Linked DNA regions of Homo sapiens: regions 1, 3 and 4 are each linked to region 2. The links are chromatin contacts, found by Hi-C or POLR2A ChIA-PET in ENCODE. All regions are on one chromosome and are shown on one strand. The core of a region is the stretch at or near the end of the contact, and the rest is flanking DNA. Distances in the headings are between cores, read along the strand shown. Region 1 holds the start of ARLN (allregulin). Region 2 holds the start of EXOSC9 (exosome component 9). Region 3 holds the start of PDE5A (phosphodiesterase 5A). Region 4 holds the start of ANKRD50 (ankyrin repeat domain containing 50).

Region 1 (5,779 bases), core at 1,051-3,550, 2.5 Mb after region 2:
GAGAGCTGCATACGAAAAATTTGCATTATCCCTTAGGTTAAAGCAAAATTCATCATCATCTCCCTCCTGAAAACTTATTGCACTTGAAGTTCAGAAGATCTGTAACGTCTTCTTAAAAACACTTAGCTGTCTTTGGCCTGATGGTTATAGCATTTTCATACACCACCTTCTCCACCCCAGCTCAATCAGATTAATTGTGCTGACAGAATTATGGAAGTGTTGGATCATGGTTGCAGTGCAATGATTCAATCTGTAGTCCCTGGTGCATATTTTTCAGTTGAACATGTGAAGTAGAAAGTTCAAGGTGGTTGGACAAGTGCCGAGGTATTGCATGACTGACAGTGAACCTGGATTTCAGTACAGTACTTTTTAAAATTTAAATTGCTTTGATAATGGCAAATGCCAACTGAGCAAGGTGGCTCATGCCTGTAATCCCAGTACTTTGGGAAGTCGAGGCAGAAGGATCACTTGAGGCCAGTAGTTCAAAATCAGCCATAACACACTCTAAACTCATTTCTGTAATGTGGAATAATCAACAATCAGTGGGACTTTTACAAGGGTAAAGTCGGAAATAGAATCTTTCAACTGAATTTAGTTTAAATAACCCCTCCTTATTTGCACTAGTTGCTCTTCCAAGTCTGGCAGACGTTCCTGACTCTAGAACAGATCATACTGTCAACATCCCCTCATGATGAGCATGTGACTCTGGGCCAAAGACAAGTTTAAAACCATTTCAAGACCTGTTCAGTTTATGTCATGCTTCTTCAACACTAATAATCTCAATAATTTTTTATCAATCCTACTTCAATAACTAGGAGTAATTGATCCTACCTTGTCAGCGAGAAGAATGCTTCCATCTCTGGTAGAGGCAATTGTTTATTTGCCTTTCCTAATTTTTGTAAAGATTCAATGCCACTTAAGCCCAGGGTCTTTTTGTCTACTACCATCAGACAATCTGTATTACAGCACACAATCTAATTAATTCTCAGGTAATGGCCCTCTCATCCCAGAATCTACAAAGCATTTTTCTTGAAAGGTCGTATACTATCTTTGTCTCTAAAACCTGGCAATTGATTTGGAGGCAAATTGGAGCAAGGTTAGGAAGCTATGGAACAGCTTTAAGAGTGCTGGATTTGGAGTTAATTTTAGGCTTTATAATTTTTTTAGTAACCTTAGACAATTCACTCCTTTTGTGTCTCATTTCCTAATTCTATAAGATGGAGTACTGCCCCTTCAAAGAGGTTTTACGACGATTTAATGACTTTGTAAAAACACAACTACAGTCTTATCTCCATTTACTATGCACCAAGAGAACCACTTATATGTCTGGGTGCCCGTTATTTTCTGAACAATTCAGGAATCATAATGTGACAAGAAAGAGAATATTTGAAATTGGACCCACGAGGTAAAATCCAGGCAGTATAGGTCATTTTCTTCCTGCTAGCATTCTGTTCTTGCTGAGGCTCACACTCAAAGTCAAATAACCTTTGGGTTATTCTTCCCACCCCCATTTCCCCCCAGATGGAGTCTCGCTCTGTTGCCCAGGCTGGAGTGCAATAGTGGCACGATCTCAGCTCACTGCAACCTCCGCCTCCCGGGTTCAAGCGATTCTCCTGCCTCAGCCTCCCGAGTAACTGGGATTACAGGCGCCTGCCACCACGCCCGGCTAATTTTTGGATTTTTTTTTTTTTTTTTTTTTTTTTAGTAGAGACGGGATTTCAGCATGTTGGCCAGGCTGGTCTCGAACTCCTTACCTCAGGTGATCCGCCCGCCTCGGCCTCTCAAAGTGCTGGGATTACAGGGGGGCGCGGCCAGGTTATTCTTAAACCCACTCCCTTGAAGTACCTGCAAAATGCTCACGTGCTGCTCTCTGGCCCGTTTGGAAACTCAGTCCCGTGAGTAGGACGTCCACCTCATTGGTGGTGTTTAAATATTAAGTGTCAAATGCTAGAGACAGTACAAAACCCACCAGAGGGGGCCTTCCTAACACGTTGGCATAAGGATCCAAACGGAATACGGGGATAGGAGAGGTGACCTCGTGCAGTTTCAGGGAGGAGTCCATCACCTGACTGGACTGGGCCTTTCAGGGGGACGAGAACGTATTTCTTCCAACGAAACCTGAATAACCAGCTATCTGCCTGGGACGCCGCGAGGCAGAAGTAGGCGGGCCCATTGACTTAGTGTCAAGGCGGAGGCCGCGCTTCATGCCAGCGGTCACGGAGGCAGCGGAAAGCCGAGCCAGGCGCCTGCGCGCTGGGAAGAGTAGGTTCAGAGTGCATTCCGGAACCCGGGGCGCGGCGCACTGCGCAGGCGGCCGGACTCCGCTCAGTTTCCGGTGCGGCGAACACCAAAGTCCGGGAACTTAAGCATTTTCGGTTTCTAGGGTTGTTACGAAGCTGCAGGAGCGAGATGGAGGTGGACGCACCGGGTGTTGATGGTCGAGATGGTCTCCGGGAGCGGCGAGGCTTTAGCGAGGGAGGGAGGCAGAACTTCGATGTGAGGCCTCAGTCTGGGGCAAATGGGCTTCCCAAACACTCCTACTGGTTGGACCTCTGGCTTTTCATCCTTTTCGATGTGGTGGTGTTTCTCTTTGTGTATTTTTTGCCATGGTGAGTATCTCGAATGCAAAATTGGGGTGGTAAGGAGCTTAGAGATCATTTGCTCGCTTTTGGGCGGGGAGGGGACTGAATTCCAGAGAGTTTATATATGTCCAAGATCACACAGCTGGTGAGTGGCGCAGTCGGGTGGGTGGGGGAGAAGGACTAGGAGTAAAATGTCCTTCTTTAGCACGTCCGTGGGAGTCTCCAAAGAAGTGTGGAGAAAACTTGGCGTCATATTTTCTCATGATTTGGAATGAAACCAGCTAGGCTTGAGTTCCTGCAGCACCATGAAGCGACCGGAGAAGTTATTTCGCCTTTTGGAGCTTTATTTTTTCATCTGCCATTTGGGACCATTAGTAACCCAGGTCATAGGGGTGTAGTGAAGATTGAGATCGTAGTGATTTGCATGTTGCCTGGCAGTAGTAAGTGCTCAACGAAAGCTATTTTTACTATACAGCTGTTTAACCATGAGCAGACCACGCAGCTGTCTCAAACTAAACATGTCCAAAACTGAACTCTTAACAGCTTCTTACCCAAATTTACTTGCCTTGCAGCGTTACCATTTCAGTAAACGCCAACTTTATCCACCGTTACCTCCCAGAAACCTGAGACACTTTGCCCTTTTCTTACACACATCCACATATCCTAAAACACCAAGTTACAAAATTCTGTAGAGTTTACTTGTAAAACCCATGCTCTCCATTTTCATCGCCACTCGCTCTGAAAAGACAATTCTGGCAGAGGGTAAAGGAAGGGAACTTAAGAGAATAGGGCAGGAGGAAGCAGACACCAAATGGAGATGGTGTTAAGAGACAAGCTAAGGAGAAGCAGTGAGATGAAACAGGGCTCCTATGGGAGAAGAGCAGTGTAGCCCATCTAGACAGCTCTCCTGGACTTTGGAGTTGATTGTTCACTCACTGTTAACTCCTTAGTCACCATGCCTATGAGTTACTTCTGAAATTCTCACTTCTTGATAGGCAGTCACTTCTTCTACACCCCCAACCCCCATCCTATATTTTCACCAAGATTTGGGTGTCTTAAGCCTCACTGTCTCATTTCTTGGATGGTGTAGTAAGTTAGAGAAGACAGAGAGGGCCAGGCACAGTGGCTCACGCCTGTAGTCCCAGCTACTTGGGAAGCTGAAATAGGAGGATTGCTTGAGCTGGGGAGGTCGAGGCTTCAGTGAGCTGTGAACGTGCCACTATACTCCAGTCTGGGAGACAAAGCAAACCCTGTCTCAAAAAAAGGGGTGGCAGGGGAGCGAGAGGGATTAATGGGAGGATGGCAAAAGGGATAGGGATTTCTATAAAATTCTCTGTCAAGCCATTTGTAAAGGGAGAGTTTTACTCTCCCTCCCTGTTTTGGTAGAGACTGATAATCTCAAATACAGTGGGTTTTGTGTGTGTGTGTGTTTTTATGACCTGAACTTTCAGCTCTGGATAGAAAATAGAGGCCTTACAAGAAATGTTCTAGGCTTTTCTTTTTATCAATATGTAAATAGGCATAAAGTGTTAAAAACTGGGAAGATAAAGCACATATTGCTGACAAATACTTGCTTTTTACAGACTTGTTCGCTGATATCTAAATTAAGAAGTTGGTTCTTGAGTGAATTCTGAAAATGGCTACAAACTTCTTGAATAAAGAAGACAGGACTCTCAATAGAAGAATTTCACATCTCCAAGGGACCCTTCCTTTCATTTTACACTTTGTTACTAATTTGCAGAACTCTATTAATTGGGTAGGATTTCACCCATTCCTAGCTAAGTTCTTAAAATTAAACCCTTTGGTTCGTGTTTAAAAACTTTCAAACATCTGATGGCTTTACAGGGGCTGAATATAAAAGCATTTGTACTTAAAGGTCTTGTGTATTCATTAAGAAATATAGTAATGTCTTTTAATGTTTTAAGAGTTGATCAGGGTTTACTATGATGCAAGTAATAGGATGATTAATAAGGGAAGGTTTTTATGAATTCAAAAGTCAATTATTCAAAAGCAGGGAAAGATTTTGAGAGAGGGAACAAAGTATTCTTAGATTGCGTAGAAGCTGCTAGGTTCCAGTTTTAATTTTTAGGTTTAGTTGGACTCTGTTATGAAAAGATAGGTTATGGGTGGGCGACAGGTTGATACAGTCTTAGAAAAAGCAGGTAATATCAAAGTATTGGAAAGCTAGCATGCATGCCCTCTTACCTGGGTATCTTCCCCCTTTTTTCCTTTTAAACTCTTGAGCCTCCTATAACGAAGGATTATGTGTTTCAAACCTATTTTTTTTTTACTGTTTCATTAAGTGTGCTTGTGCCCAAAATATTTACTTGTATAATATCTGTAACTTGCTTAAATACTTCAGCAAAGTCAGCATATTTACTCATTCAACAAATATTTGAGCCAGGCATTATTTTAGACACAGCAGTGAACAAAACAAAAAGGCATTCTTGCCTTCATGGAGCTTACATTCTTATTGTTATTTAAATCTAAATGTTATAAAACAAGAATTTATATTCTAGGGTTGATCAGCTAGTATTTAATCAAAAAGGCCACACTCCCATAGCAGCTACTCTAAGCTGTAGTAGCTAATAAAAAATATTAATGTTGGCCGGGCACAGTGGCTCACGCCTATAATCCCAGCACTTTGGGAGGCCAAGGGTGGTAGATCACTTGAGGTCAAGAGTTGTGACACCAGCCTGGCCAACCTGGTGAAACCCTATCTCTATTAAAAAATACAAAAAAATACAAAAAAATTAGCTGGGCATGTTGGCATGCACCTGTAGTCCCAGCTATTTGGGAGGCTGAGGCACGAGAATTGCTTGAATCCGGGAGGTGGAGGTTGCAGTGAGCCAAGATGGGGCCACTGCACTCTAACGTGGGCAACAGAGACCCTGTCTCAAAAAGAAAATATTCCTGTTAGCCCTAAAGGCTTTACATGAGGAATGGTAGAAGTGGTCTTTTGTTTAAATTAGTTGCATTCAGCATATATGAATTGTCTTAAATATTTTGGGGATACTCCCCCGCCTTTTAAACAGGGCATAAGATCTGGTAAACTCTCTGTATATCTTCCTACCTTTCAAAATCGTTCTTAGGGTTAGTCAAGTCTGGAATATAATTGCTGACTATAAAGTTAGCAATTATGCTTTTAAGGTGTTGTCACATCAACCTAAAGAGAACCATCTATGGAAGGTATGGTT
Region 2 (5,203 bases), core at 1,523-4,022:
CAGGAGTTTAAGATTACAGTGAGCTATAATGACACCACTGTACTCCGGCCTGGACGAGAGTGTCACCCTGTCCCTCAGAGAAAATAATGAAAGTTTTCAAAAATTAAAAAAAATTAAACTTTTAGGTTTTGTGATATTTTTAATAACCTTACAAGTAATGCAAATAGGAAGTATTATGCTTAGGTATGGAATATGGGAAGCTAAATGACTTCTCTGGGATGAAAATGCTTGTCAAAATACCCTAATCAAGAATCAAATTCTGGCCAGGCACAGTAGCTCACGCCTGTAATCCCAGCACTTTGGGAGGCCAAGGCAGGTGAATCACTTGAGGTCTGGAGTTCAAGACTAGCCTGCTGGTGAAACCCCATCTCTACTAAAAATACAAAAATTAGCCGGGCGTGGTGGCAGGCGCCGGTAGTTCCAGCTGCTCGGAAAGCTGAGTGGGAGAATCGCTTGAACAGGGGAGGCAGAGGTTGCAGTGAGCTGAGATTGCACCACTGCACTCCAGCCTGGGCAACAGAGTGAGACTCTATCTCAAAAAAATAAAACAAAATAAAATAAAATAAAATTCTAATATCCTAATGCAGCACAATTTATTGGGACTAAGATTTTCAAAGTTATCCCTGCCACTGACATGGTGTGGCCCTGTGTAAATCGATAAACCTATCCAAATGAAGGATTTCATCTGTTCTTGAGTTCTGCATGAAAAAGGAAAACTACCTGCTTCTATGAACTCATGTAGAAAATGAGAGATTATATGAAAAAGCCACAAGTTCTTTGAATAAAATATTTTTACACAAAAATCTAAGTTGCTATTTTCACCCTTTTAAGATAAAGGGTGAAAACCTTTTAGAAACCTTTAAGAAAAAGGGTGTCCTCTGAAGGGACACCCTTTTTGTCCCTTCAGAGAGAGAGAGGTAGCACAAAGTTCTAAGGGTATCACTCAAGAACATCTGAAGTGAAGCAAACCAGTACAATACTGAGTTAACTAAAGTTCTGAGAATAAAAGGATAGATACCGGGATCCATGATCAACAGTATTCATCCTAAGATTAAGAATTATGGGCATATTCCCCACCTTTTCACCAGCAACAACACAGAGAGACTCAGTGTCTATACACTTCGAATTTCTTAGACATCTTTCCATGAGTCGATTCAACTTCACCAAGAGATCTGACTGCCTATAAGGAGAAAATAGGAATGGGCTAATGTCATGAAATATAACACCAGGTATTAAAACAAAAGCTCACTGCTGTTAGGTTCTCCTATGACTAAAGCAACTTAAGAAAAAGATTTAAATACCTGCCAGGTTCGAAAGCTGGAGCGGCCATCTGAGAGAGTTCAAGGTTAAAAAAAAGAATACCTTCTGTTGCCCGATTGAGTTTTGGAGACACAAGTTCACAGGAAACCTGTCCAAGAACTCTGCAAAGATAAAGTTACAAAGTATTAACCAAATAGACTCTCCTTCCAAAACAAAAAACTGAAACAGATAACAAGTTTCAATCTTAATGTGAGTAATATCATACTCAGCCAAATAAATCATAGGAGATAAAAATTATATGTAAAGTATAATATACACAGAAATAAAACATAAATTGGTACAACTAAAAACACGACAGAAAAAACACCTCTCTTCTTATTACAATGTTTACTATTCCACAGATTGTTTTAAAAATCAGTGACCTTTACCTCTAAAGCAAGTATTTATTGATACAAGATGGCATGAAAACCTGAGATTTCTTAAAGGTTTTCACATGGCATAGTTCACCACCATTATGTGACCAAATAGCCTCACAACTTTCAAATGAATATCTGAAAACCTAATTTTCATGTCACTCAGGAAAAAGAAAGCAGGATGTACACTTAATGACAAGATGCTCAAGATCTCTATATTAGTGTGAGAAACAAATTCCATATGATCACTACTAGTTGTCTATACGATTTATAGAAGTCAGAAAAGAACTATGTGATACGTGACAGAAAATACGTTTATGATTAAAAAGTTCAAGTGTGACCACAAAAGCAAAAAATCTCGCATAAAAAAATACTTATTTTTGTCAGCTAAACAAAGAATACTGTCCAGACTTCTTAGCTGCTTTATAAACAACCAAGTCAATAAGGTCTTTTTTCAAACTTCTCCCTTCCGAATGTGTATCTCATTTAAATCCTGTTACCTTGTTTTTCCAAGTTCCACAATGCAGCATCCGTAATCTGTTCCAAATGAGATCCTGATGTTCCTATAATCATAGGTTTGTCTGCCATCCAGCCGCTGTAAGCACAAATTCATTCATTAATTTATTCCTTCAACAAGTATTTCTTAAGCAACTACTTTTTGTCTGGCCCTGGGCTAAGCACTTGGGGGAAAGTGGAATCCTAACCAGCCCGCCCATACAGGAAAGTGGAAACTACAGCATGGACAACTGCTGCGGTGACTGGAGCCTTGAAAAGAACCTGTCGAAAAAAAATAAATAAAGCCTGAGGGATGGGGTGAACGTGCCGGTCGTTCCCCTAGTAGCTCCCCGGGCCCAGGCGGGCCAGGTATCAGTCCACACCTTGAGACCCGAGCGCCCACGCAGCGCGCAATTCTGCGGGCACCAAACCATACCTTCTTCTCTTCGATGGCACGGAGTAGGAAGCGGCGTTCGCAGTTTGAGAGTGGCGTTTCCTTCATGGTGTTGGGTCACCGGCCCCACAGGCACCAGAATCCGCGGGAAAAACGGAACCCGATCTTTCCTTGCGCGCCGCTGCTCGCCCCGAGGCGCAGGAAAATTACGTCATCAAGGCGCGGCGGCGGAAAAATGGGAAATGGCTTGGGCTGCAGCTACTGCGCAGACTCAAAGCGTGATTGGGGAAGGCCAGCGAGCTGCGAGAAGCCATTGCGGCTTTGGGAGGCCGTTTCTGAACGTGAAGTTCCGTTTCTTTTCTCATAAAGTGCAGAGGAGAAAAGGATACTTAAAATAACCATGAGAGTGATAGAAATTATTATCAGTAGACCGCTCGCACACTTCACCCTTTGCTCAGTCCTCTCACGGGGTGGAGACTAGACATGTACTTCTGCAATTTCACAGATGAGTTGACATTGGTCCCTGGAAAGCCGCAGATGCAGGATTTGGAGCAGATTAAATGAACAAACACTGGAATGAGGCGGCATAAGGGTTGGGGGAGAAAGATAAATTGGTGAAATGGGATGTTTTTGTGGCCAAAGGTGAAATCTTGTGGGATCTGAGAAGTTGATGAGAATGGAGAATGTTCGCACGTAGTAACTAACGATGTTACTACTACTGTGGACTGAAAGTAAATGCACCGTTTATTTCTTATCCCCTCTCCAGTTATTTTAAGTCGATAGACTTTTTTTTACGGTCACAGAGAAGCCTTAGCGGGGCCATGCTGCCAACCACTCAGCTTTTTTGGAGAGGCAGTATCAAATAGTAGTTTTAAAAAGTGTTCACTGCCAGGGTTCAAATTTTAAGGCTATCATTAACTACTATAACCCTGGGCAAGTTAACCTGTGTGCTTCACATTACTCACCGGCAAAAAAAAAACAAAAACAAAAACAAAGCAGGGGAAGTGAGAAACCTATTTATTCTGAGGAATAAAAATGAGTTAATATATACATAAAATGTTTAGAACAGTGCCTGGCATGGAATAAGCACTATTTAAGTGTTTGCATATTATTATTTTGTTTCCTTTTGCTTTAGAGGTGGTAGGCACTGTAACTCCTACGCAGTCTTTCTCTGGCTTCTTTGGTAGCTTCTCACAAGTTTTTTCTACCAGTGATACATTTTAGTCTCACTTTGTACCACTTGCAATCCATGTACTCAATAAATACTTGAAGAGGGCCTACTCTGTCCAAGAATAATTTAAGTGCTGGAGAAACAGGGTAGACAAGATCCTTTCAAGGAATTTATATTCTTTTTGGAAAAGGCAAAAAACCCTAAACAAATAGAACAATTTCATACAGTGTTAAGTGCTCTCTGAGAATAGGAATGCTATCTTAATAGGGGTAGTTGCAGGAACAGGTGACTTTGTAGCGGTGACATTAAAGTAAAGTAAATCTTTGGTGTTGAGCAGGAGCACCCTTGATGCCATCTGGAGAGGAAAAGTGTTTCAAGCAGAAAGAGTAACATATGCAAAAACTGAGATGAGATGAGCTCCACATGGTCTGGAGAGAGAAATTGTGAAGAAGGAGGAAAGTGGACAGAAATGATTAATTTTCAAAATCGGCAAGGGGATTACAGGGTACTAACCACTTAAGTTCTTTAGCAACATGAATTCATTTTTATAGTACAGTTTCATACCAGAACTCCTGGTTGATAAGTTCTTCATTTAAATCCTTGAGTTCTTTCAGTGGCCATTTGGTAATTTTTCCCTTCAGCGATGAAATAGACCTTTGTTGAAATAGCCTGTTATTTACTGCAAGGCAGCTTGGTAATGGAAAGAGAATGGACTTTGGCTTCAGATAAAGTTCAGCTCAAATGAACTTGGAGTGAGCTAAATATTCTTTCTGATTTGGGGGTTCTGTATCTTCAGATTGGAAATAACAATTATTCTGTGTTAAGTGGTCTGAATGAAAGCATCTGATGAAACATTTTGGACATGATAGCTATTCAAATGTTAGTTTCCTCCTTTCTTGTTGGGTTGGCAAAGGCTTCCCATGAAACTGCCCAAACTCAGCATGACAGATTGCTTTTCTGAAACTGCTGCTTGATTACTTTGCTTTCCTTCCACTTTTGTTGAATTTCCACTGTTCTTTTCTACTTTCACTTTTATATTCTAATTTAAACACTCTTGCTTTTGTCTTTTTATTTTCGAGTTAATCCAAAGGTGTATGACCCATCTCCACTTACATCTACATACCATCCTAAAATATATGTACTTTACAACCTTGTGTTTATAAGAAATTTTTGAATGCCAAAGGAAAATTTGTTTCATGATTTCAGGGAAAAATAAGTTTGGAAGGTTAAGAAGAGGTTCAGATAATGTGTCAGGTAATGTGATACATTCTATTATTTTTTTTTTCTTTTTTGAGAGAGTCTCACTCTGTCACCCAGGCTGGAGTGCAGTGGCATGATCTTGGCTCACTGCAACCTCCACCTCCCAGGTTAAAGTAATTCTCCTGCCTCAGCCTCCCAAGTAGCTGGGACTACAGGCATGCACCACAACGCCTGGCTAATTTTTGTATTTTTAGTAGAGATGGGGTTTCA
Region 3 (5,555 bases), core at 2,385-4,884, 2.2 Mb after region 2:
AGTTGCTTTGTGCATTCCTTTGGGTATTCCTCATAGATACTCATGTCTGCAAATGGAGAATGTTTACTTTTTCATTTTTATGCCTTATATTTCTTTTTTGTGTTTTTGCTTTGTTGCATTTGTTTTTTCTATTTGTATGACCAAAATCTTTAGCAGTACAGGTAGGTAACAACCAAATAATGTAGAACCCCATAAGCCACGTTACAGAGTTTGAATTTTATTTTAGCACAGTGGGAATACATTGAAGGTCTTTAGTTAAGCTGTTGCTCATGAGCAACAAATGAGCAATGACATATATGTATGTATATACACATATATATCATTGATTTTATATATATATATATATATATCTTAGTCCACTTGTGTTGCAATAACAAAATACCACAGACTGGGTCATTTACAAAAATTAAATATATATATACATATACACACATATATATATCATACATATACACATACATACATCATTGCTCATTTGTTTGTTATAAATAGCATTAACAGCATTTTTCAAGTTATATCCTGGGAGTGTTTATGATTTACTTATTCTTCAACTAATTCCATAACAAGATTTGAGGTGCTTAGAACAATTCATGCCAAGTTAAAACAAAATAATTGGGCAAATTGGGATAAAGAATAAAATGGAGTTGAAAAACAAGAGGCCCAGGTAATGTCAGTTCAAAATATGCTTACCTTTAACTACTTTAAATTTACAGGAGGTATAGTTACACATTTTGGCTGAATCTCCCAGAGACTAGAACTGTTTGAGACACTTCTGTTCCCCAATCCCTTGTGATATGTTTCTCAGGTAATAGGCCTTCACAGTAACTCCCAAACTATCATATATACCACACAGACTTGAGATTCACTATTGAGAGAATCTATGTACTGTTTTTCTTTTTTTTTCTTTTTTGTTATAGAGCCGGGGGTCTTACACTGTCACTGAGGCTGAAGTGCAATGGCACGATCATGGCTCACTGCAGCCTTGACCTCCTGGGCTCAATCCTCTTGCCTCAGCCTCTCGAATAACTAGGATTACAGGTGTGTTCCCCCATGCCTGGCTAATTTTTAAAAATTTTGTGTAGAGATGGGGTCATGCCATGTGGCCCAGGCTGGTTCAAACTCCTGAGCTCAAGTATCCTTCTACCTCTCCCTCCCAAAGTTCTGAGATTACAGGAATGAGCCACTGTGCCCAGCCTATAGATTGTTTTTCTTGAAGCAATTTTTCAGAAACCTTCCTGGTTTCTGATAATTTAACCCTTTCAGGTTAGGAGAGAAAAATGAACATTTTGATATTACCCACTGTCTTAGTCCATTTGTGTTGCTGTAATAAAATATCACAGACTGGGATATTTATAAACAATAGAAATTAATTTCTCTCAGTTCTGGAGGCTGGAAACTCCAAAATCAAAGTGCCAGCAGATTTGGCAACTGGTGAGGGCTGCTCTTTGCTTACAAAATGGCACCTTGTTGCTGCATCCTCAGCAAGGGTCAGTGCTGTGTCTTCACATAGTGGAAAGAATAGAAGGGGCCAACTGTCTCCTTTGGGCCTTTTTTTAAAAAGGCACTAATGCATTCACAAAGGCAGAGCCCTAATGGTCTAATCACCACTTAAAGGCACCTCCTCTTAATACTGTTGAATTAGGGATTAAGTTTCAACATGAATTTTGGAGGGAATACAAACATTGAAATGATTATACGTGTTTATTTAATCAAGTATCCAACAAAAGCAAATAATTCAAGCCCCAAATTCACTGCATCTTTAGTAGATAAGCAGAGTTTTAAATTACGATTGATCTCCTGTTAGGAGGAATGCATGGATTTCCACAAGAAAAAACTGTACTGAGGAGAAACTTTCCACAGTAATGTGCCACTTTTCAGTCAACGACAGACCACATATATGAGTCCCATAAGATAATACTATATTTTTACTGTACCTTTTCTATGTTTAGATATGTTTAGACACACAAATATCATTGCATTACAATTGCCTACAGTATTCAGTACAGTAATATGCTGTATAGATTTGTGGTCTAGGAGCAATAGCCTAAGTGTGTAGTAGGCTGAGCCATCTATTTTGTGTTAGTACACTGTGATGTTCAGAGAAGGATGAAATTGCCTAAGGATACATTTCTCAGAATGTATCCTGTTGTTCGGTGACGCATGACTGTATTCCATGAGCACTATAATCACTATCATAGTAACACATTAGGAGAGAATTCTCATTTCTAAATCCAATATAATTTATCACCCATTAGTTCATACTCTACTGCTTTGATTGCTTTTCTTTGGTTGTGGCTACCTGCATACAGCAGTAAAGTTTCAGAAAAACTGAAGTCGCAAAAGGTCAATTACTCAATGAAGGAAAGATAAACCATTGCATTGGGGGACTAGAAGATACTTTTAAAAGTTCTCAGATTATCAATTTAATGATGTGTTTCTATGTAGTGAATAATGCCTTAAATTCTTGCCAAGAGTATTTAGAAGGAAGTTGTCAGAAGTATATCAGCTAACTCATTTTTTTTTATATCACTGCTAATGGTGTCATTCACACATTGTGCAACCCATAATTCCAGATTTAATTCTACCAAAAAATATAGGTCATTGCAAAATGCCATATTAAAACTGCCAATGCATGACAGGAAGATGGGGATGCAGACAAAGCAAAGGATGACACCAATTCCTTTTTTAAAGAAGCAAGATAGGGATTGGACAAAAAGGCTGAGCCATTTTTAATGGATACTTTTGAGGGAGTGTTAATTCCAATTTAATTAAAATGATGCATTAATTTAAAATTGGGATAACTGGTTGCCCTCGACTGCACCTGGGTTGCGCCAGTGCTCTCGGATTAACCTAATTGTACAGAGGTGCCCTTGTTTTCTAACTTCATGCACAAAGCATTGGAAATTATTTGTTTGCTTTTTCTTTTCCAAGTAAATCTTTTTCCAGTTATGCATAAGGGAAGTTTGAGGCAATGGTTAAAGGCACTTAAGTTATAATTATTGCTGTTATCATTAACATTAAGCACGGGTATGGCTTTGTTGCAAGTTACCCACCTACACCTGCAAATCTCTCTTGCTAGCACACGCCCCAGCTCTCTCCACCCGCAGTGGTCCGTGGCTGGACCGCTTTAAGTCACTGAGCGGGCTGGGCTCTGAAGGAGGTCGGTCCCGCTCCTCCCAGACCCAAGCGTAGGGCTAGGGAAAAGCTAGGCGGGAAGGTCATTGCACTCCCAGGCCCCAGGAAAAGGGCCCAGGGTCTCATCATCTCTTACTTTCGGGCAAAACTTCCCACATCGCGACCTTCCCTCCCTGGGGCACTCTGAGAACACACCCAGTCACCTAGCGCGCTCCCCAGAAGTCGGCTTGGCACACAGCGCACCCCAGCGGCCGCGCGGCCTCCTTCCAGCCGCCGCCACTTGGCTTCCGGAGAGCTCGCCGGGCGCTGCCGCTGCCGCCGCCGCCGCCGCCTCCTGGGAACCAGGGGACTGAAGAGCCTGCGAGAGCGGAACACTGCCGGACCCCGGGTGGGGGGGGCGCAGCAGCTGCGCCTGGCCCCGCCCACCACACCTGGGCGCCCGTAGAACCGCGCGGGGCGGGGCGGGGCAGGAGGCTGGCCTGGCGCTCCGGCCGCTTTGTCGAAAGCCGGCCCGACTGGAGCAGGACGAAGGGGGAGGGTCTCGAGGCCGAGTCCTGTTCTTCTGAGGGACGGACCCCAGCTGGGGTGGAAAAGCAGTACCAGAGAGCCTCCGAGGCGCGCGGTGCCAACCATGGAGCGGGCCGGCCCCAGCTTCGGGCAGCAGCGACAGCAGCAGCAGCCCCAGCAGCAGAAGCAGCAGCAGAGGGATCAGGACTCGGTCGAAGCATGGCTGGACGATCACTGGGACTTTACCTTCTCATACTTTGTTAGAAAAGCCACCAGGTAAGAAGAGGACCCACGGAAGACCCGGGGCTGATTTCTCTCCCCTGTTGAATTGTGCCCTTCGTTCACCCCTGTTCCCAGGCCCTTTGCTTTTGAAGTAGGTCCTCGGTCCTGTTACGAGGTAGAAACCTCAACTCTAAGCGAGCACAGTCGAAAAACTCAAGTGTCGGATTTGATACAACTTGCTCACAAAGTTCAAATACAAAAATGTACTTGCCGACCTCCCACCCTCACCCCCGACCCTCTTGGTATTCCCCGGGAACATGATTATTTTCATACATCCGTGCTCACGGGCCTTCCCCTAGCCCCTCTCTAGCCCTCTGGTTCCCCAAAATCCAATCAGCAAAACCCAAACAGTTTCTGAGCCCCTTCCCTGCAGCTCCGGAAGCACCATTTCCAAGTCGGTCTTGATGGCTCCGCTCCTCCCCCGTCCCCCCTCGCCCTGGCCCTGGCTGGGCGGGGAAGCTGGGGTGAGGGACGAGTCCACGGGACAGCCCAAAGGCAACATGACGGAACCTTGCCAAAGTGAGTGCGGTTGCCTTTTCCCCCCTTCCAGTCTCCTGCTTGTCCCGCGCGCCTCCTTTCACTCGCTTTTCCGCCGAAGGCTGTGCCGCCAAAAGTAGAGCTCTGCAGAGGGGTTTGCGGCGTGCACACAAAGGGCGCAGGGGAGGCGCCGCCTGGAGCGGACCCCAAGGGGCAGCGCAGACCCCAGAGGCCAGCTCTTTCTGGTCCAGAGCCAAGCGCCGGGGCGGCCCTTGCGGAGGGCGGGGAGGAGGGAGCCTGTCCTTTTGGAGGCGGCTGCGCAGCGGGCAGTCGGGGCGCTCGTGGGAAACGCTCGCGGGAGAGTTGGGGAGGAATTGAGACTGGGAGCAGAGGGACAAGAAGAGTGGAGCAGAGAGTGCTTGGCGGGCGGGTGCCCCGAAGCCTGAGGAATTGATGCATAGTCGGGGTGCGTGGACTCCAGGACGCGCCCCTTTGCAGAAAGAGTCCGTGCCCCGCTGCCGCCTGCTCTGGGCAGCGGCCGTCGGGCAGCGGGTGCTGGCCGTCTTGGCCGGGAGGGTGACACACGCCCGGCAGTGATGGTCGAGGAGCCCGCCCGGGTTCGACGCCCGGGTCCCACTCGCCGGCGCGCGGCCGCGGCTCTGCCGGTCGCTCCCCGCCAGGGGGCGGCGCAGCGCGGGGCGAGCGGGAGGCGACGGGCGGCGGCGCGGAGGCCGGGGCCGTGAGGGAGCTGGTTCTGAGTCGCCGACCTCACCTCACCTCACCTGCGCGCGTTGTTGCCCCTACGGAGCCTCCTGGAGTCCAGGATCGGCGGAGTTCGAAAACGAACTTCCCACGTTTGCTATGTTGCCCTTTGGAGACAAAACAAGGTACTTCCTTCAGCATCCCCCTACGTCCCTTCCCACTTTTTCCGGGGGCGCGGCGGGTCTCGGGTGCTGGGTGGTGGCGCCCCGGTGGCACCAGTGGGACGATGTATCATTGAAAATTGACTGTATAACTTTTGTTGTTGTTGTTATTCTTTGCTCTCTTGCAGATGTATTAATAAGGGTCTTAAATTGGGCCCTTTTTAATCTTGTTTTGTTTTGTTTTGTTTTGTTTTTTTCCTAAGGAACATCCAGAGTTGGTGTCAATTTAGT
Region 4 (5,307 bases), core at 1-2,500, 2.9 Mb before region 2:
CCCTAATTCTGGAGAATTTATACTCTGCCTCTTTTGCTTGTGTTTTAGGAAAGAAGCCCAAAATTCAGGGTACATGAATTAAAATTAAATACTAAGATCAGTAAACCTCAATTGGCACGAATAAACAATATGAAAGAGTAAGCACAAACACGATCTATTTGTTTATCCATCTTTCTTATTGTGATAGCTATACTATGAAATTTCTAAAACTAGATGGGAGACTGGCTTAATATTTTGGCAAATAACCACATGCAAGTTAATGAGGAATGGGAAATAGAGCACTCTGGATTTTAGCATAAACAATTAAAATAAAAAATGCTACATTTCCTATTCCATCAGTTGACGGTATACTTATTTTCCCGGGAGAAATTTGGAATCTAAGCAACTCAGGTCCAGTAAGTGCAAACAACTGACATGCTTAGTCCAACAGGCCCCTGTGAGCAGGCCCTCTAGGGCATTTCCTGACGCCACATGACCAAGACCTTCCCCCCTAGTGGACGCTGCGGGTGATCAAGTGGCCCTGAGGAGCAGGGGCCTGAGACCCAGTCAAGCCTGCTGTCAACCTCCATCTGATGGAGGCCACGTCCTTTTCATGAGGCTGGTAGGAATGTCGCTGTATACCCCCACTATTTCTATTTTCGCAACATTCTTCCCAGTCTTTTCCTTCCTTCTCTTCGTCCCAGCCAAAGTAAAAGCATCCCTGGAATTTAATGGACTGAAAGGAGACCGGACGACTGAGGGGTAGAACGGGGCCCGAAGTGGCTTTGGAAGCAACGGGGTTAAGGGAGAGGCAAAAGGGTTGAGCAGAGAGAGGCAAGAGGCAATCTCCCCCTACCCAACTGCCCCTCCCAGGAGCAGATACGGCACCAACAGCCGGCGAGTCCCTCCGGCCTGGAAGACAAAGGAAGGATCAGGGCCCAGTGGTGACGGGGAGGGTGGGGGCAACGACTCGCGTGAGCTCGGAGACGTGAGAACGCAGCCCCCGCCCCGTTCTCCGCCTCCCCTGAGAAAGGCGGGGCCCCCACGCCGCCCCGAGACAGGTCTCCCCGCCGCGCCGGCAGCGGGTCCCAGGCGGCCGCACACGCCCAGGCACGGGATGCTGCGGGAGAGCGCGGTGGGGGAGGGGAAGGACGCGGAGGCGGAGCCGGCGGGCAAAGAAAGGCCGAGCGGCGGGGCGGGGGCGGGGGCGGGGGCGGGGTCTGGGCTGGGCGGGCGGGGCGGAGCCGGCCGGCCGGGGGCTGCCTGAGACAGTTACTGCCCTGACGGCGGCGGCGGCGGCGGTTGGCCGGTGGGGGCTGGGGCGAGCACGACCGATTCTGCTGGGAAAGCTGGAACTGGCAGCCGCCGGGGGCCAAGAGGAGGATCCGGAGCTGGGAGCGTGCCCCGGGCCCGGCGGAGGAGGCGGCTGCAGTTGGAGTGGAGTCTTGGGAGCGCTGCTGGCAGCGACTTCTCAGCGAAGCAAGTGTCTGAGACTGAGAGTCCCTAACAGCGGCAGCGGCGGCCACGGCGGCGGCTGGGGCCGAGGTAACCGGGGGGCGGCGGCGGCGGTGGAAGCGAGGCCCCTCCCTCGGGTTGGAAGCTGGGAGGCCGAGGCCGTGGCTTGGACCTGACCCAACCACCCACCCTCTCCGGCCTCGAGCCCCAGATTTGCCCTCTTCCCTCGCACCGCCGTCGGCCGGGTGGGAGCGGGAGCGGGGCATGGGGCGGGAGCGCAGAGGCGGAAGCCGACCGGGAGGCGACCCCTCGTCTGGGATTGGCAAGGACCTCAGTCACCCCCTCCCCCTTCAAAAGACACACCCCAATCTCGGTGCGGGGCGGGGTGCAGAGGCGCTCCCAGCCTCTGGAAGGGCAGACCTCGGTGTGGAGGCTGCACCTTCGCTCGTGGCCTCTCTGAGGTGGCTCCCCTGTGGCTCCTCTGGGCGGTTCCAACCCAAGGTGGTGCCCGGCGCTGGGAATCCCGGAGTTCCTTTTGTCTGTCAGCTGAAACTGGAGGCCGGACCTGTGGGCAGACACCCACCAGCACCGAAGCACTCTACTCTTTATCCCTTTCCTGTCTTGGAAGGAATTTCTCTCTAGCAGCCTTTTCTCCGGCCAGACTGGTAGATTTTATCCCTGACCTCCATCCTTGGCCCAGAGGAAGGAAGGATTCACATTTTACTTGTGTTTGCTTTATCATTCTTATAAGAACAGTCATCCCCCATCGTTTTTGTTTTTTTTTTTTAAACCGTTTCCCATCCAGCTGCAACCCTGGTAATCTTCCCCTAGATTTTTGCACATTATCAACAAAGAAGTGTGGCTGGAGGAGTAGACAGTCCTTGACTGACTGGACTGTGTAAGTTAATAGAGCTTCCTTAGCTGGCGCTGTTCTACCAGTCTACTGTGAATGAGCGTTTTGCCTGGAGTTAAGGGTGTTACTGTATGTGCGTAAAGTTTCTCCCCCCCTCCTTTGCTATGGTGAAGTTGCAAAAATCTTGGGTAACTTGATTAAAATGTGGCTGTTTGGGAAGCATAACAATGAGGAAGAAAAATGCAGAAGGGAGAATGTGATTATTTCAGTGGTTTTTGTCCAACTTTTTGAAAGTGCCAAAGGTGAAGTACGTGGATTTTTGAGATTACGTTAACTGGTACACTGCAACCTTTATTGTCCTTAATAAGTTTTTAACATATGATATTTTGCACTGAGGTATTTTTGTTTGTTTTATTTTAGTTACTTGTGGAAATTGTTGATTACCCGGACGTCTTAAAACCAAGAAACCTGTGAACAGGTTCATTAAGAATCTGCTGTCTTGAAAAATGCATATTATGAATGCTTTGAATTAAGAAGGTGTTAACAGTGGTTGTCATTTCTGCCACATAAGAGACTATAATCTGAAACAGTTCCTGGCAGTTGCCCAGATGCCTGAAACTGGCACGATCTAGTACTCTTGAGTGATCATCCTTCAACGAGAAATACAGAGCTACTTACATACTGTACCTCATACCGTATAAATGTAATCTCTCTGATGCCATTTAATGCAGTGGACCTCTTTTCAGAATCTAATTGTCAGATGCAGAATTAACACTTGGAATCTGGAGAAGCATTTTGTACAAATTGAAAGATTGGGTTTTTTCTTTAGTTTTCCACATGTATTGTCTCATCTCTGTTCTTGAAACATCCACAATCACATAAACTCCAGTTATAACCATGGAGTTATGTGACTCATTAAAATTTAGGAAAAGTGTTGCTGAGCTGTGGAATCAGGCGTTTCTCCCTCAGTTCAACAACTAATACATAGACTGCTGATCAAGAATAAGGAACCAAATAAAGTCATGCACGTTCTGTTGACAGAGGAACTCTGTGGCTGTTGAATTTTACTGTAACTAGTTACTCTGTCTTCAGAGTCAACTTAATATACAAGTTATGTCATAATGGATGGAAAGACCTGTGTTGATGTATCCAGACTCTAGCAAATGAAGATAAAAAACCCGTTATGACTAATCCTTGGGAAGAGAAAGTCTGCAAAATGGCTCAAACCAGTTTACTGCAAGGGAAGCAGTTTTACTGTAGGGAGTGGGTTTTCCACAAGCTTCAGCATTGCCTCCAGGAGAAAAGTAACTGCTGCAATAGTGCTGTCAATGCACCATCACTTGTAATGAATTCTGGGAATAATGCTAGTGGTGTCTCTGGAAAGGGAGCTGCCTGGGGTGTGTTGTTGGTAGGAGGGCCTGGCAGTGGCAAGACGGCCCTATGTACTGAACTCTTATGGCCAAGTTCACCTGCAAGTTTGCAGAGAGGTTTACATCGCCAAGCTTTGGCCTTTCATTTCTGCAAAGCCCAGGACTCTGATACTTTGTGTGTTGGAGGGTTTATTAGAGGTCTAGTAGCCCAGATCTGCCGCAGTGGACTACTCCAAGGATATGAGGACAAGCTAAGGGATCCAGCAGTCCAAAGCCTCTTACAGCCTGGGGAGTGCGAGAGAAACCCAGCCGAAGCATTTAAAAGGTAACAATAAAAATGTCATGGTGTTCAGATTTCTATGCTGAAATTAAATTAATTTTTAGTTGTAGTTTTTTGTTTTAACTTTGTGGGTTACTTTTACTGGTGCTGTACATTTGGCCTTAATCTGAAGTTATGAGTATACCTGTTTACTTTGAATATCAAAGGAAGTAAAATTTAGGTTTTGGTATTGCACAGCATATGGATTAAAATGGATTAAAAGTGTATCTTAATTTTACTTAATAACATAATGTTACTTACATTGCCTATAAATGGTAAGGGAAATTTGTTCTTATGGTAGAGAAGCACATTTAGCTGTCTGGAAATAGGTTACATTTTCAGAGGGTGAACTGAACTTAGAGTAATTATCAGTATAGCATCTAGTATCTTTTTATTTTTTTCCTTATAGTAGTAGTATTTTTTTAAGTAAGAAAGGTTTTCTTTAAAGGAGATTATTGGCCACTGAGAATCTGAAGAAAATTTGCTGATGAGTTTTGGGATTTATTCTCCTATTAACTAACTAATTGAAAAACTGGTATTTAGAAGTATGTGAATTTATAAAATAGCGAACATTTGGGATCATCTTACTACTTTTACTTTTAGTGAGTGGTACAAAGAAAGTGTTTTTTCCTAACTTCAGCAAAGCTTTTTTTCCATGGTAAATGGATTGGTCCAGGAAGTGAGCAAGTTGCTTTCCAGAGTGGTTTCAGATTCAAATCTGTTCAAGAAAATATAATTCCTTGAAAACATTTTTTTTTGCATATCATGCCTCTGCTCATTGTAAAAGTAGCAGGCAAATTGTTAGTTTGTGCTTCACTTCTGCTTGAATTACCCATTTTGCCATAAGCTTTTTCTCTACAATAACATTCTTAGCGGGCAAAAGTTTGTTCTCCAAAGATTCTGGTATACTGTGCACTGGAGGTTTGTGTGTGTGTGTGTGTGTGGCTCTCTTCTGCTTGAGTGTGTTTCTAGGAGAGATTTGAATCACTCTAAAAAGAGTGATGTTTGTTTTTATGATATCCTCAAATCTAATGGGGTGAAATCTATACATTTTGAAAGTAATATTGAAAATATTTAATAGTAATTACAGTAAACAGTAAGTGTCAGTCATTATTCTAAGTGCTTTACAAATATTAGATCATTTAATCCTCATAATAATCCTGTGAGGTAGTTACTACTCCCATTTTATAGATGAGGAAACTAAGGTACAGAGAGGCTAAATAAATTGTTCAAGGTTACAGACTAGTAAATGGCAGGGCTGAGATTTTAAATGTGTGTGTGTGTATGTGTGTGTGTGTGTGTGTGTGTGTGTGTATGTGTTAGTAATCTTA

Evidence for each region. A loop is a pair of places that touch in the nucleus more often than their neighbours do. ChIA-PET counts read pairs that join two places held with the same protein, here RNA polymerase II (POLR2A). Pooled maps may share reads with other maps.
Region 1: a map of CD4-positive, alpha-beta T cell shows a loop between it and region 2 (30-fold over the local background). The contact joins the promoter of ARLN here to the promoter of EXOSC9 in region 2. A Hi-C loop is called at or near these places in 4 of 168 maps with a recorded cell type or tissue (CD4-positive, alpha-beta T cell, CD8-positive, alpha-beta T cell and naive thymus-derived CD4-positive, alpha-beta T cell) and 8 of 50 pooled maps. POLR2A ChIA-PET finds 5 or more read pairs at or near these places in 1 of 52 experiments (CD4-positive, alpha-beta T cell).
Region 3: a loop to region 2 is called in a map of naive thymus-derived CD4-positive, alpha-beta T cell, with 8 times the contacts of the local background. The contact joins the promoter of PDE5A here to the promoter of EXOSC9 in region 2. A Hi-C loop is called at or near these places in 1 of 168 maps with a recorded cell type or tissue (naive thymus-derived CD4-positive, alpha-beta T cell) and 4 of 50 pooled maps. POLR2A ChIA-PET finds 5 or more read pairs at or near these places in 1 of 52 experiments (activated CD8-positive, alpha-beta memory T cell).
Region 4: a loop to region 2 is called in a pooled map, with 17 times the contacts of the local background. The contact joins the promoter of ANKRD50 here to the promoter of EXOSC9 in region 2. A Hi-C loop is called at or near these places in 7 of 50 pooled maps.

Annotation. Positions count from the first base shown.
Region 1 is chr4:119,297,166-119,302,944 of GRCh38, reverse strand. ARLN (allregulin) reads left to right here and starts at 2,300. Exons shown (of 2, transcript NM_001001701.4): 1 at 2,300-2,609; 2 at 4,166-5,779. The coding sequence starts at 2,410. The coding sequence ends at 4,166. RefSeq lists enhancers at 2,327-2,556, 2,657-2,706.
Region 2 is chr4:121,798,892-121,804,094 of GRCh38, reverse strand. EXOSC9 (exosome component 9) reads right to left here and starts at 2,772. Exons shown (of 12, transcript NM_005033.3): 1 at 2,605-2,772; 2 at 2,174-2,268; 3 at 1,302-1,421; 4 at 1,078-1,180. The coding sequence starts at 2,670. RefSeq lists enhancers at 2,702-2,971, 2,780-3,583.
Region 3 is chr4:119,626,883-119,632,437 of GRCh38, reverse strand. It overlaps PDE5A (phosphodiesterase 5A), which reads left to right and starts at 3,634. Exons shown (of 21, transcript NM_001083.4): 1 at 3,634-3,918. The coding sequence starts at 3,767. It overlaps LOC107986192 (a long non-coding RNA gene), which reads right to left and starts at 4,648. Exons shown (of 1, transcript NR_165235.1): 1 at 1,683-4,648. RefSeq lists silencers at 3,301-3,700, 4,921-5,200 and an enhancer at 4,741-4,790.
Region 4 is chr4:124,708,675-124,713,981 of GRCh38, reverse strand. ANKRD50 (ankyrin repeat domain containing 50) reads left to right here and starts at 1,250. Exons shown (of 5, transcript NM_020337.3): 1 at 1,250-1,524; 2 at 2,708-3,982. The coding sequence starts at 3,471. RefSeq lists enhancers at 711-1,276, 1,277-1,842 and silencers at 994-1,373, 1,524-1,763.